Linked DNA regions of Homo sapiens: region 1 is linked to region 2. A link is a contact called in ENCODE Hi-C data. All regions are on one chromosome and are shown on one strand. Each heading gives the region's core, a stretch centred on a gene start or an enhancer-like site at or near the end of the contact. The rest is flanking DNA. Distances are from core to core; before and after follow the strand shown.

The links. Hi-C counts contacts between places; a loop is a spot of excess contacts on that map. Pooled maps may share reads with other maps.
Region 1: a loop to region 2 is called in a pooled map, with 7 times the contacts of the local background. The contact joins the enhancer-like site here to the promoter of PAXIP1-AS2 in region 2. A Hi-C loop is called at or near these places in 4 of 50 pooled maps.

Annotation. Positions count from the first base shown.
Region 1 is chr7:155,802,586-155,808,810 of GRCh38, reverse strand. It overlaps SHH (sonic hedgehog signaling molecule), which reads left to right. Exons shown (of 3, transcript NM_000193.4): 2 at 2,254-2,515; 3 at 5,085-6,225. The coding sequence ends at 5,911. Among named protein-coding and RNA genes, the nearest start is that of SHH, 6.8 kb to the left of the region's middle. RefSeq lists enhancers at 1,707-2,675, 2,676-3,645 and a silencer at 3,552-3,731. Within about 2 kb of position 4,975, at least 5 of the 41 ENCODE cell types and tissues checked have a DNase peak (open chromatin) inside an H3K27ac peak, as active enhancers do.
Region 2 is chr7:154,923,072-154,929,766 of GRCh38, reverse strand. It overlaps PAXIP1-AS2 (PAXIP1 antisense RNA 2), which reads right to left and starts at 1,250. Exons shown (of 8, transcript NR_024476.1): 1 at 1,000-1,250; 2 at 743-811. RefSeq lists enhancers at 620-839, 990-1,089, 1,110-1,169.

The DNA of each region.
Region 1 (6,225 bases), core at 3,726-6,225, 880 kb before region 2:
GCTCAGGCGTGGGGAACAACTTGGCCTCCGCCGACACAAAGCCCGGCCCCGGCGGCCCTGCTGGGCTTCACGGTGGCTGCACAGAGTCGGGCTTGATTCGCGGCACACGACCCAATGAATTAATAACCGGCCTGGGCTTCCCGGCTTTGCCTGCGACAATCCCGCCCAGCGCGGGCGGAGGAGAGGCCGCCAGCCGAGGCCGCGCGGAGCCCGGGCCGGAGGAGGGCGCAAGGGGCGGGGGCGCCAACTCCAGCAACCCTCGGCCTCCGCCCCTCACTCGCGCAGCCACCTCCCGTCGCGGCCCGGCTGGACCCGGGTCTCCCTGCCCGGGGTCCTCCATGCCTGCCCAAGTGGCGCAGCTCACAGAGCTGGGGGCCAGGTCATCCTCACCCTGCCGCCCTCTCCCTGGCTGCCCTCCTGGGAAGCTGTTTAAAGCTTCTTCGGCACAGCCCCAGGGGAGGGAGCTGCGGTGGGGTGGGGGGCTTGCATGGGGGTCCCTGTGCGTGTTGGTGGTGTGCGCCTGCGCGCAACGGGCCTCACATCATAGCTCTACACTGACCCTGGTTTACTGATTGATTTTCATGTAAAACGCGTTCAATCCTCAAGATGACCTCACTCAAACTCTGCCCTTCCGACTTTTTTTTTTAACTGCTGGCAGGCCCACAAACATGCAGGCACTGACCTGTTACCAGGGCGGCCCCCAGCCCTACCCCACCCCCAGTTGTTGCATGTTGAACTCTACAACCATATTACTGGGTTTTATTGCTGCCAGATACACAGGACTTTTCCTGTTGCGCAATTTGTCACGTCCCCTTAAAGCGCCGCAGCAGTGGGGCCAGCGTCCTCGCCCCACCCTCTCGAAAGAGTCCCCCCAACCCACGCTACAGTTAGGGCCCTGGATAGAAGCTGTCCCTCCATGGCGACAACCAGACTCCAAGCAGAGCATCCTTCCAGACTGGAGGAGGTTAGAGGTCAGCCCCGCCCTCTGCAGAAGTCACCTTGAAATTGCCCCTCGGCCTCCACTTGGCGCAGCTTCTTGGGGGATGCCACCATCGTCATCTGTGCCAGTTCCCCCTCTTTAAATCCCATGTCCCACCAGCAGCAGCAGGGTAAACATCCAGGAAGCAAGTCAGTGCCCCCACAAACACACACAGTGGATTCAACTGCTTTCTGTCGCATCCTTATCTGAGGGTGACCCCAGAATTCCAGGGGAACCCCCACAATCTGAATCCCAGGTAACCCCGTCTGCATCTGCCTAGTCAGTGTTTCCTGCCTCCTCCCAGGCAACTTCCTGGGAAACTCCCCAGGCGGAGGACTCCGAGACCTCAGGCCTTCCTGTCTCCCCTCCCCCTCCTCTCAAACCCCTCCCCCTCCCTCCACCTCTTCAGTTTGCTCTTCAAACTTGCTGGACGCCATTCTATGCTGGGGCCAAGAACACAAGAGCGGAGGAAGGGAACAGGTTAAAGAAAACAAGAAACACAATCAGACCACAGAAAAGCCAGGCAGAAAAGGGTTCGACGGGCAAAAAGAATGTGGCTGTCCAGATAAAGAATGTCTGTCCCGGCCCCGGCCTGTGCTGCAAGTGGCAACTCACCTAGCCGCCTGCCACCCAGGCTCCCGCCCACCGCGCAGCCCCGCCAGCGGCTTCTCGCCTCCCCTCTGCCTCGGATAGGGTTAGGGCCTGAGGTAAATAAATGCAAGGCCTTCAATTCTCCAAGCAGTGCGCAGTGCATTTTTCTTTATTTCTGGGAACTTGCGCCCAGGTCTCTGTCAGGCCTGCTGTGAGGGATTCTACGCGGGGAGAAGGTGGAGGCTGCGCAGGTGGAGAAAGGGGCCCCAGAAGGGGGGCTAGAAGTGGAGGGCAACGTGGGGGCGGGGCGGGTATCCCAGAGGGTGCCCCTGGAGGGTCCTGTAGTTGATGTCTTAAACATGCAGGTCACTTGTTTCAGAGAAACTTTATTTGCTTCTTAGGCCTCGCTAGGAGCATCGGCTGTTTCAGGACCTGGAGAAAGGCCCCCAGCTCTACCCTGAGAGGACGTGCTCCTCCACGCTCCTCCGCAAATGCTGTCCCTCTTCCCCAGCCCAGGGCCCGGCTCTTCGGTGTGTCTGGGCCATTCCAACCCCCGTCTCCCCACCTCTCCGCATGGCCCTCGCGCCTTGAGACTGGGCAGGGCAGGCTGATGGAGGGGCCGGGAGGGGTGGCGGTTGCCCAGGCTAACGTGTCCGTCGGTGGGGGTCCCCTTGTCTTCGCAGAGGTGTAAGGACAAGTTGAACGCTTTGGCCATCTCGGTGATGAACCAGTGGCCAGGAGTGAAACTGCGGGTGACCGAGGGCTGGGACGAAGATGGCCACCACTCAGAGGAGTCTCTGCACTACGAGGGCCGCGCAGTGGACATCACCACGTCTGACCGCGACCGCAGCAAGTACGGCATGCTGGCCCGCCTGGCGGTGGAGGCCGGCTTCGACTGGGTGTACTACGAGTCCAAGGCACATATCCACTGCTCGGTGAAAGCAGGTAAGCTGGCCCTGGCCCCCCGGATCCGACCCAAGGAAGGCCATTGGCGCACCTCGGCTTGATTCAAGAGAAAAAGAAACCTGGGGGGAGGCTGAGGGCCAGGAGCAGGGTCGCTGGGCGATGACTGCGTTTCCGCGGTGGAACCTGCCCTGTGAGGTGCCGGCCCCTCGAAATCACCCCTACCTTTGAGGCCACAGAGCCCAAGGTTCTCCATGCCCCGAGATGGGGTCCTGTGGCTTCCTGCCCGCTTCTGGAGCCCCCACTGCAGGGGGTGGGAAAGCGTGACTGGGGGAGGGGCGCTAGGCCCTTCCAGGCGAGGGAAGACAGCCCTGCGCGGTTAGCCAGGTCTGGGCGAGCTCCTTCCTCTCGTTTAGGGCTTAAGAACCAACCGCCCCCACCCGCTATCCCAAGCGCAGGGGTGTCTATCCTGCCCCGGAGCCCGCGTCCTGGCTCCTCCCCGCCGGGCGCCCGTGGATCCTAAGCTGCCTTTGGGGAGAGGCCTGGTGGGCGGCAGTAAACCCAGGGGCAACCACCTCCAGCATCTGGAGGCGGCGCGCCCGGAGCCTGCGTTCCTACTGGGAGCCGGGCCGGGACGCCCTGGGCGGCGGGCAGGCCCCGAAACGCCGGCCCGAGTCGGCGCGAGGCTGTCTTCTCTGGGCCTGCAACGCCACACGCTGTTGCCGGCGAGGAACAGCCGTGGAGGAGGCGCCATCGCGCGCACGCAAACCTCCGGCCCGAGGCTGTGTGCACAGCGCTCTTCTCCGCCCGCATAAATTGGCACGTTTAGCAAAGCCGTTCACGGTGAATTTCGGGGAAACTCTGCCTTCCTCAACCCCCTTCCAGGCTTCCCTACTTGTCTCCTAAATTCCATGTTAATGGCACTATGTTAGTAGGAAAACACTGTTAAGGTGTCAAGGCACACTTGTAGGTAAAGGCTAGAGTGGCTTCTCGTCCCCACAGAAAGCAAAGGCGTGGAGCGGGGGCGGCAGGGGCGGGTGTGCGGCCCGGAGAGCTCCCGGCTGCAGGCAGGCAGGAGGCGGCGCCCCCACCTCGCGGGCTCGGCGGCGGCCCCTGGGCCCAGGGCGCCCCCTGCGCAAAACCTCCTCCCCGGCTCCCTGCCCGCGGGGTCCCCCTAGCGGGGGTCTCCGGAGGCCTCCTCCCAAGTGAGCAGCGCTAATCCATCCCCCGGATCGCGCCGGGAGAGCGGAGCCGCGGCGCGGGAGCCGCTCATTGGCATTCTGAGCACACGGGCGGGGGCGCGGGGCGCAGCGTGTCAAGCCGGGCCGTGCGACTCGACGACTCGGGCTCGCCAGCGCCCGGGGTCGCATTCCGGGGGGCTACGGAGGGCCTCCAACGGCCAGCCCCGCACTTCATGCCAGAGAAACCGATGAGAAGATTAAAAGCCCCCTGTAATTCCAGCAGGAAGATTCTTTCTGGCAATCTCTATTTGCAAAAAGCATGATCCCGGAGATTGGAATGCAAAGAAGACGGCCCTCCCCGCCCTCCTCCCCGGCCCCCTGCGCTCCGCCCCAACTTCAATTATTGTCCTGGGGACAGTGAGCCTCAGAGAGCGACAGAGGGCTCGAGAAAGCGGGTAGTCAAGGGGCCTTGAGACCCGGCGCTTCCAGCGCTCCGAACAGGCCCCGCCATTTAAAATTCAAATACACATCTTGAGTGCTTGGAAGAGAGGCCTGGCTGTGCAAATAGTGCTTGTGAATTGCACACGGGGTGGGGGGGGGTTGCACCTGAGCAAATAGGGAGGGGGAGGCCCGCGAGCTGGGGAGAGAGTGAGCTGAGAACAGGGAGGGGAGAAAATGGAAGTGTCCCCTTCCAAGAGTGTCTCCTGTTTATCCCAGAAATCACAATGACAATGCTGGGCCCTTTATTGGATTTTAATTAGAAAATCCACACAAGCCTCGGATTTTCACACCTCGGCCAATCTCTGGAATGTTTGTCCAGTTGCTACAACTACTGCAGCTATTTTTCACTCCCCGCCCCCGCCCCTCCGCAGGCCCACGCCGAGGCGCGGCAGGGTGCTGCGGGCAGGCGGGCAGGCGGGCAGGCGGGCCAGGGGTTTCCGCCGCGCAGCCCGGGTGCTGAGTGCGCGAGCAGGCGCCGCGCCCCGCGCCGGGGCGGGAGGGAAGGAGGGTGCGCCCGGCGCCCGCGGGAGCTCAAGGAGGCTTCCTGAGGAATCCAAGTGCAGAGCAAACACCCTCTGGATGGATTCGCGGCGAGGCCGGGTGTGTGCGGAGCTGGGGGTGGGGTTGGAGGAAGGCGGAAGGAAAGAGTGTCACCGGCCTCTGCAGGAAACGCCAGCCAACCTCTGTGACCGCCAGCCCAGACTTAGAGAGTCGTTAAGGAATGTGTCGGAATCCTGTCCCTGGGGCAGTGGGGTTGGGGGAGGGAGGTGTGTGCGGGACCCGCCTGGAATCAATCGCCCCGCCCCGCGCCTTGCGCACCCCTGGCCTAGGAGCGCGGGCACCAAGCGTGCGCCCTCCTCCCCGAGACGCGCCTCCCTCTCGGAACTCAATGCCCTGTCCTCTCTTCTTTCCCTTCTCCTCACCCGCAGAGAACTCGGTGGCGGCCAAATCGGGAGGCTGCTTCCCGGGCTCGGCCACGGTGCACCTGGAGCAGGGCGGCACCAAGCTGGTGAAGGACCTGAGCCCCGGGGACCGCGTGCTGGCGGCGGACGACCAGGGCCGGCTGCTCTACAGCGACTTCCTCACTTTCCTGGACCGCGACGACGGCGCCAAGAAGGTCTTCTACGTGATCGAGACGCGGGAGCCGCGCGAGCGCCTGCTGCTCACCGCCGCGCACCTGCTCTTTGTGGCGCCGCACAACGACTCGGCCACCGGGGAGCCCGAGGCGTCCTCGGGCTCGGGGCCGCCTTCCGGGGGCGCACTGGGGCCTCGGGCGCTGTTCGCCAGCCGCGTGCGCCCGGGCCAGCGCGTGTACGTGGTGGCCGAGCGTGACGGGGACCGCCGGCTCCTGCCCGCCGCTGTGCACAGCGTGACCCTAAGCGAGGAGGCCGCGGGCGCCTACGCGCCGCTCACGGCCCAGGGCACCATTCTCATCAACCGGGTGCTGGCCTCGTGCTACGCGGTCATCGAGGAGCACAGCTGGGCGCACCGGGCCTTCGCGCCCTTCCGCCTGGCGCACGCGCTCCTGGCTGCACTGGCGCCCGCGCGCACGGACCGCGGCGGGGACAGCGGCGGCGGGGACCGCGGGGGCGGCGGCGGCAGAGTAGCCCTAACCGCTCCAGGTGCTGCCGACGCTCCGGGTGCGGGGGCCACCGCGGGCATCCACTGGTACTCGCAGCTGCTCTACCAAATAGGCACCTGGCTCCTGGACAGCGAGGCCCTGCACCCGCTGGGCATGGCGGTCAAGTCCAGCTGAAGCCGGGGGGCCGGGGGAGGGGCGCGGGAGGGGGCGGGGCGGGGCAGCAACAGCAACGCAAAGCAAAAAGACACTCGGAAAAGGCGCACGAACCAGACTGAGTTATAATAAGAATAAGAATAATAAAGTAGGACAGTCCAAAGTAGACTCTAAGGAAACAAGGACCCCGGGAAGTTTTGTTGTTGTGCTTAGTTGATATATATTTTTTGAATTTTTTTGGTTATTGTTTTATTTTGGTTATTTTTTCCTCCTCTCCTGGCTATTTATTTGTTTGGTATGAATAGATGTTTTAAATAATATGAACCGGACCTTCA
Region 2 (6,695 bases), core at 1-2,500:
TTCTGTCTATATTATTCCTGCCTGGATGACATAGTGAGGTCTTCACTGCTGGAGAAGGGAGGGCTGGTGGGCCAGAGGGGAGACCCTGCAGAGGTGTGCAGTGTCCTTCTCTGCTGTTCATCTCAACCCGCTGTGTTAGGAAACCAGGAGGAAGCCCTACCTGGAATGAAACAGGTGCCTAGAATGAAGAGGGTAAGGACAAGGTTTAAGACTGTGACACCTGTTGCTTAAGAGACGCATTTAGGAGTGTGGCATGTAGATCCCAAATGTCCGTTTTGTAAAAGTTGTTGTTATTGTTTCACTTTTGTTGTTGTTGTTTGTTTGTTTTGAGATAGAGTCTCACTCTGTTGCCCAGGCTGGAGTGCAGTGGTGCAATCACAGCTCCCTGCAGCCTCAACCACCTGGCTCAAGCACTCCTCCCACCTCAGTCTCCCGAGTAGGCGGGGCCACATGTGTGCACTGCCATTCCTGGCTAAGTTTTCTTTTAATTCTTTGTAGAGACAGGGTTTCCCTATGTTGCCCAGGCTGGTCTTGAACTCCTGGCTTCAAGCAATCCTCACACTTCAGCCTCCTAAAGTGCTGGGATTACAGGCGTAAGCCACCACGCCCAGCCTGTTGTTATTGCTTTGAAGGAGTTCAGGAAATGCCACCCCCATGGCACTTGGGAGTGCTGATCCCTGTGAGCTGAGGGCACTTGGGAATCAGCGGATGCAGGCAGAGGTTTCCTCTGAGCTCCCCTTACCTGCCTGAAGACGGATCCTCCAAAAGGAACTCAGCTGTCATGAATCGCCTCCCCAGGAATCTCGTCAATCTGGGAGGATTAACACAGATCACAGGAGAGGACACTGGAGGTGACATCAGCCCAGATGACTATCACCCGTTCTCCCGAAGGCGGCTCTGAGATGTTTACGACCTCAGAGACATTTCATCCACAGAGCAGCACAACCTTTACTCACCAGACAGTCCCTCCCCAGGCTCTCCCATCACTTGTGTTCTCACCTCCCCTGGAAGCCCCGGGAACTTCGAAGTAGGCTTCTGTGGACTCCTGCCACTTCATCAGTAGCTGGGGCCCTGGTACCAGCACAAACTGCTTGCATCCAACTGACTTCACCAGACATACGGGCGTCTTTGGTAAGACCGCTCTCAGGTTTTGAATCTCCCAGGTTTGGGCTGAGATTCAGATTTTATTTAAGTAAATGAATTTCATGCTCAGTGGGACTGATATTGAAGCCGCCATTTAGGGCTTTAAGGCAGGAGTTTCGCGTCATTTCTCTAAAGATTCTGCTATTGGCAGGTTTGTGGTTTCACTTTTCTATTAGGTTAAGTTTTCGTTCGTCTTACTTGCTCTTTTGTAACCTTTTCTCTCATTGGACATTTTACTTGCTCAAGTTTGTAACCTTTTCTCTCATTGGACATTTTTTTACTTGCTCAAGTTTGTAACCTTTTCTCTCATTTGACATTTGGTTAAAGAGAAAGCAGTTTTCTTTGTAAAAGGAGAAAGTGAATGTTTGTGGCTTAAGCCAAATTTGTGGCTTTAAACCAGCCAGGCTTTGGATCTTGGTTAACATTGAGATTTAAAGTTTCTTCCTGAGTCACCCAAAATTTGTAAAAGGTTGGAATGAGGACGTGATAAGCTGAAGACAAAAAGGACTCTTTCTCCCAGCTGAAAGGCACCTTAGGCAATGGAGGTAACACAAGGGTGTGGAAGCTCACAACAAACCCCAGAGAAGAACTCACAGGGAGAGCTGCTTAACCCCCGGGGCACACAACACACAAGGGGTTCGTCACCCAGTGCCTTGAACTCCCAGAAATGTCTGGGTTTCTCTGAGGTAGGTAAGAGGGAAGAAGCTACTTGTAGGTGATACCTCCAGGAATAATCCCTACTAAGCAGCACACTGGACCCCAAACACTTTTCCCTTTTAGCCTTTGGGCATTTTAAAAGAGAATCCAAATTATGAGCAATTATCCATCTATAACCAAGCCCTCATTAAGCAATGCACCTTTGGAAACTCCAGCGGGGTTTATGTACAAGACTTATGGCGCCACCTCCTGTCGATAGTTGGAGAAATGGTCTTATTTGACCTAAGAAGATCCTAAATTACAATGATCAAAGAGAATTATCTTTGAAATAGCTAGATTAGTTTATTTATATGCACAATTTTAAAAAGCCAGCTATGGAATCAAATAAAATAATTAAGAGAGTTACTTCCAATGGCACCCAGAAGCATCCAAAAGAGGTTTTGACAGAATTCTTCCCTTAGAGGAAGAAAATAAAAAGCACTCTAAAACCATTACTGAATTTTAAAAAACACTGAAATGTCTTCTTCTCTCCCTGCTCCCCTGTCTCTCTAAGCCTCCTTGTCAGAACTACCCAGCCCTGATTGACCTTCTCCTCCTCCTCCTCCTGCCCCTCCTCCTGCTCCCACTGGTTTGGCTCCATTTCATCCAGCATCTGGTAGAGGGGAACCTGCTTTATCAATCATGATCAAACTTACAGGCATAGTTAAAAGAATTCCTTGATCTTCACCAGGTTCCTATTGGTTTTGCTAGGAAATTTGAATTAAATATCCAAGCTTATGACCCTAGTTATTCTGACTTCTAGCAACAGATTCACATGTTAGTAGCAAAAATTAAAGCTAAAGGCTGGCTAGACAAAGCTCACTGGAGAAATCTGTTAGGGATCTTCATAAATGTTCAGAAGAGGACCATAGACAGGCTTGAAGAACAGCAAAGGCTTTGCATCAGGCTATCTCCTCAGTTTTTCAGAGTAGTCAACTGGAACAAAATACAATATCAACAAAATTCAGATGAGTCAGTAATATACTTTGAGGGCTGTGGAAAAAATTTTAAAGAATATTTAGTTTTATCCGAAGAAAGCTGTGCTAATCATCGAAATGATACTCGACTCCAGTTTAACAAATGAGTTAGATGAATTGGAACTAACAATGAAAAGACAAAGTTGGGCCACTTCTGATACTCATGATTTGGTCAGTCTCATTGACCGGTTATCTGATACCTTAACTGAAGAAGAAAGAGAGAGGGAAGCCAAACAAAAGAGCGAGGCTAATACAATTATGAATTTACAATTAAAACAACTATTCACACAATTTTGGCCTTCACAATACCCCTAGAAACTCCCTAATGGACCTAACCTTCCACTTTGCAATTTTTGCAAAAAGCATGATTACTTTCAAAAGAGTTGCCAAAAATGAAAAAGGAAAGAATGTTAACCAGTGGAGGCAGAAAAGAAAACAGGGGTGCTCCAAGGAACTTAAAGGGGCCTTTCATTTCCTCCTTACTAACACTGGGAGAAATAAAAATTATTATAAATGGAGAACTAACACAAGCACTTATTGACACTGGAGCCACATTATCTGGAATTAATCCCATCTTGGTACAAGGTCCCATTCCTTGCAGTAAACAAAGAATTCAAATGGTGGGCATCACAATCCTCCTGTATTGGCATACCAATCTCAGCCTGTAACCTTTCAACAGTGTTCGTTACAAGGAACTCATGCCCTCCTCTTTGTTCCATCAGACCCCATCCATTCAACAGGAAGAAACTGCTTAGAATTATGTGATACCCACATTTCTTTCTCTCAAAGGAAGGAAATATATTTAAAATTAGATTATAAAACTCAACTTTGAGACACAACAGATATTTTAATAAAATTTTCAAAATCTAATCCAATTGCAATCCATATTGCCATGAAAGACAATGAATTATTGCTTAATGAAGAATTACAAAATGTACTAAAGACAGTACTTGATCCATTGTGGTCAGTGTCCTCCATTGATATAGAAACTATCATCTCAGCTACTCCAATAAATATTTAAATATACCCATGGAAACATCTTCAAAATACAAGACAATACCCCTTGAGAACTAAAGCTCTAGGAGGGATAAAGCTTATAATGTCAGATTATATAGAAAGATGACTGTTCATTCCTTGTACAAGCCATTGTAATACCCCAATCCTCCTGGTAAGAAAACCAAATGTTAGAGAATGGAGGTTTGTACAAGACTTGAGAGCAATAAACAACATGGCAATCCCATGGCACCCTATACTGCACAAGCCTATGTTACTCACAGCCATTCCTTCTAATGTGGAATTCCTTACAGTCATAGACTTATGTAGTACATTCTTTAGCATTCTTGTAGACAAAAATAGCCAATTTCTCTTTGCCTTCACTTGGGAAAACAGACAATACACTGGGTCACACAGGCCTCCAAGGATATGCTGAAAGCCTGACTTACTTTTCAAAAATATTAAAAATAGGCCTCTCAGATGTTAATTTCCTGGAAATGCATACATTAATCCAGTAAATAAATGACTTCCATCTTGGAGAGCAAACAAGATGTTCTGTGAATGATGGGCTACATTTATTACAAAAGGCAGCCCTAAGAAAACAAAGTCTCTAAAGAGAAACTTCAATTTTGTCGAAGACAAGTGATATACTTAGGCCACCTAATATCCAAGGAAGGATGTTTTATTAATTCAGACAGACTAGAAAGGATCTCAGCTTTTTACAACCAAGAATGAAGAGATGGTTGAGTGGGATTTTAGGACTGGCAGGATATTGTAGAAATTGGATTCCAAATTTTTATTTAAAAGCCCAATCCTTATATGCCCTCCTTTTTGTTTTTAAGACAGAGTCTCACTTGGCTAATTTTTGTATTTTTACTTGAGACGGGGTTTCACCATGTTGGCCAGGCTAGTCTTGAACTCCCGACCTTCATTGATCCACCCATCTTGGCCTCCCAAAGTCCTGGGATTACAGGCATGAGCCACTGCGCCCACCTTCCTTATATGCCCTCTTAATAGAGAACTTTAAACCCTCTAGACTGGATAAAAGAAAGTCAACTAACATTAGAAATGACTAAGAATGGTCTTGCCAATGCCTCTTCTTTGGGGCATGTAAATTATAACCTCACATTTTCATTGTTTGTACATGAAAATGATGGAAATGCTTTAGATAATCTGACTCAGAAACATGAAGGCTGAAATAGACCTGTAGGGCATTACAGCCAACAGTTAGGCCCGGTAGCCAAAGGATTGCCTCTTTGCATGAGAGATATAACAGCAACCACCTTGTTCATTAAGATGACCCAAGGAACTGTGGTGGGAACTCCCCTTACTGTTTTTATCCCTCATTCTGTGGAAGCATCACTAAACTCACACCACACTGGACATTATTCAATTAGTAGACGAGCTTCACATGAGTTTTACTTCTTTCAGCTTCTCCTATCACCATCTCCAGGTGTAACCTAAATCCTGACACTCTTCTGCCTTCATTTTCAGATGAAACACTGCATAATCACATAGCCCCAGTTGATTGGCTCCTCTTTCCTAGGACTGACTTGCAAGAGACTCCACTGATTAATGCTGATGTTGTTTGAGTTACAGGCAGCTCTTATTTAAAGGATGGATCAGGGACTTACCGAGCAGGTTACACAACAGTATCTTCAACTGAAGAAATAGAAAGGCTTACCTTCCAGAAGCCACCTCACATCAACAAGCAGAATTGCATTGATCAGGGTTTGTCAGTTGGCGAAAGGAATAATTGTTGATAATATTCATTACTAATATTCAGTAAATATGCTTTCAGAGTAGCTCATGATTTTGGAATGCTATGGAAACAGAGGATTTTTCACCTCTTCTGGTCAATCCATAAAAAATGGACACCTCATTTCACAATTGTTGGGAGCCATATTATTACCAAAGTCACTGGCCATAATTAAAATTCCAGGCCATTCTAAATCAAACACTCCAGAAAGCAAAGGAAATCAGCTAGCTAATAAGGTAGTAAAAAGAGCTACTGTAAATGTATCTAAACAAGAAAAATAATCTACAGTAATCTTAAAAGAAACACCTGCATTTGTATAAAATTACCTCAATCTGGGCTCCAAAACCAGAACATAAAAGTTGGAAAGCAAAGAGGGGGAACATACTCCCCCAAAGACGAGGTATGATATGGATCAAACAACATGCTTCTACTTCATGCTGAATTTTTGTTATCATTTCTAACTTATGCACATGACATAACTCCCCAGAGCCTGACAGAGTGATTGCTTGAGGGAAACGATATTTTGGAAACCTTCTCTGACTGTAGCACACAGGATGTACAGTTGTTACCTTTGCCCCCAAAATAATCCAGGGAGGCCTCTGTCAAAGTATGGCAATTACATTCCGTCCAGTTGCCGCTCTCACAAATATACACATATATTTTGGTAATGATTGGCATGTTTTCTCATTGGGTGCAGGTGTTTCTATGTAGAAGAGCAATGACCTTAGGGTGAGTACAATTCTCTTAGAAAACATTATTGCAGCCTGGGGAGTTCCTCTGGAGCTTCATAATGACAGAGACACTGGGATCACTGGATAAGTCATCCAACCAGTACGTTAAATTTGGCCCATTCTCCAGTATTTCCATTGTGTTGACCACCCCCAGTCATCTGGGTTAGTGGACCACACAAACAGAATAATCAAAGCTCAACTGGCAAAATTAATGGAGGTCTTTCAAATTCCTTGGCTAAAAGCTCTTCCACTGTTTCTGCTTAATCTGAGGTCGATCCCTTTTGGTAAACACCAGTTATCTCCATTAAAAATTACAGCAGGCAGATCTATAGCCTTTAATAGTAAAGGAGACATATTTAGCTATTGCAATGGCTTAATGAGGCAATTAACTAAAAA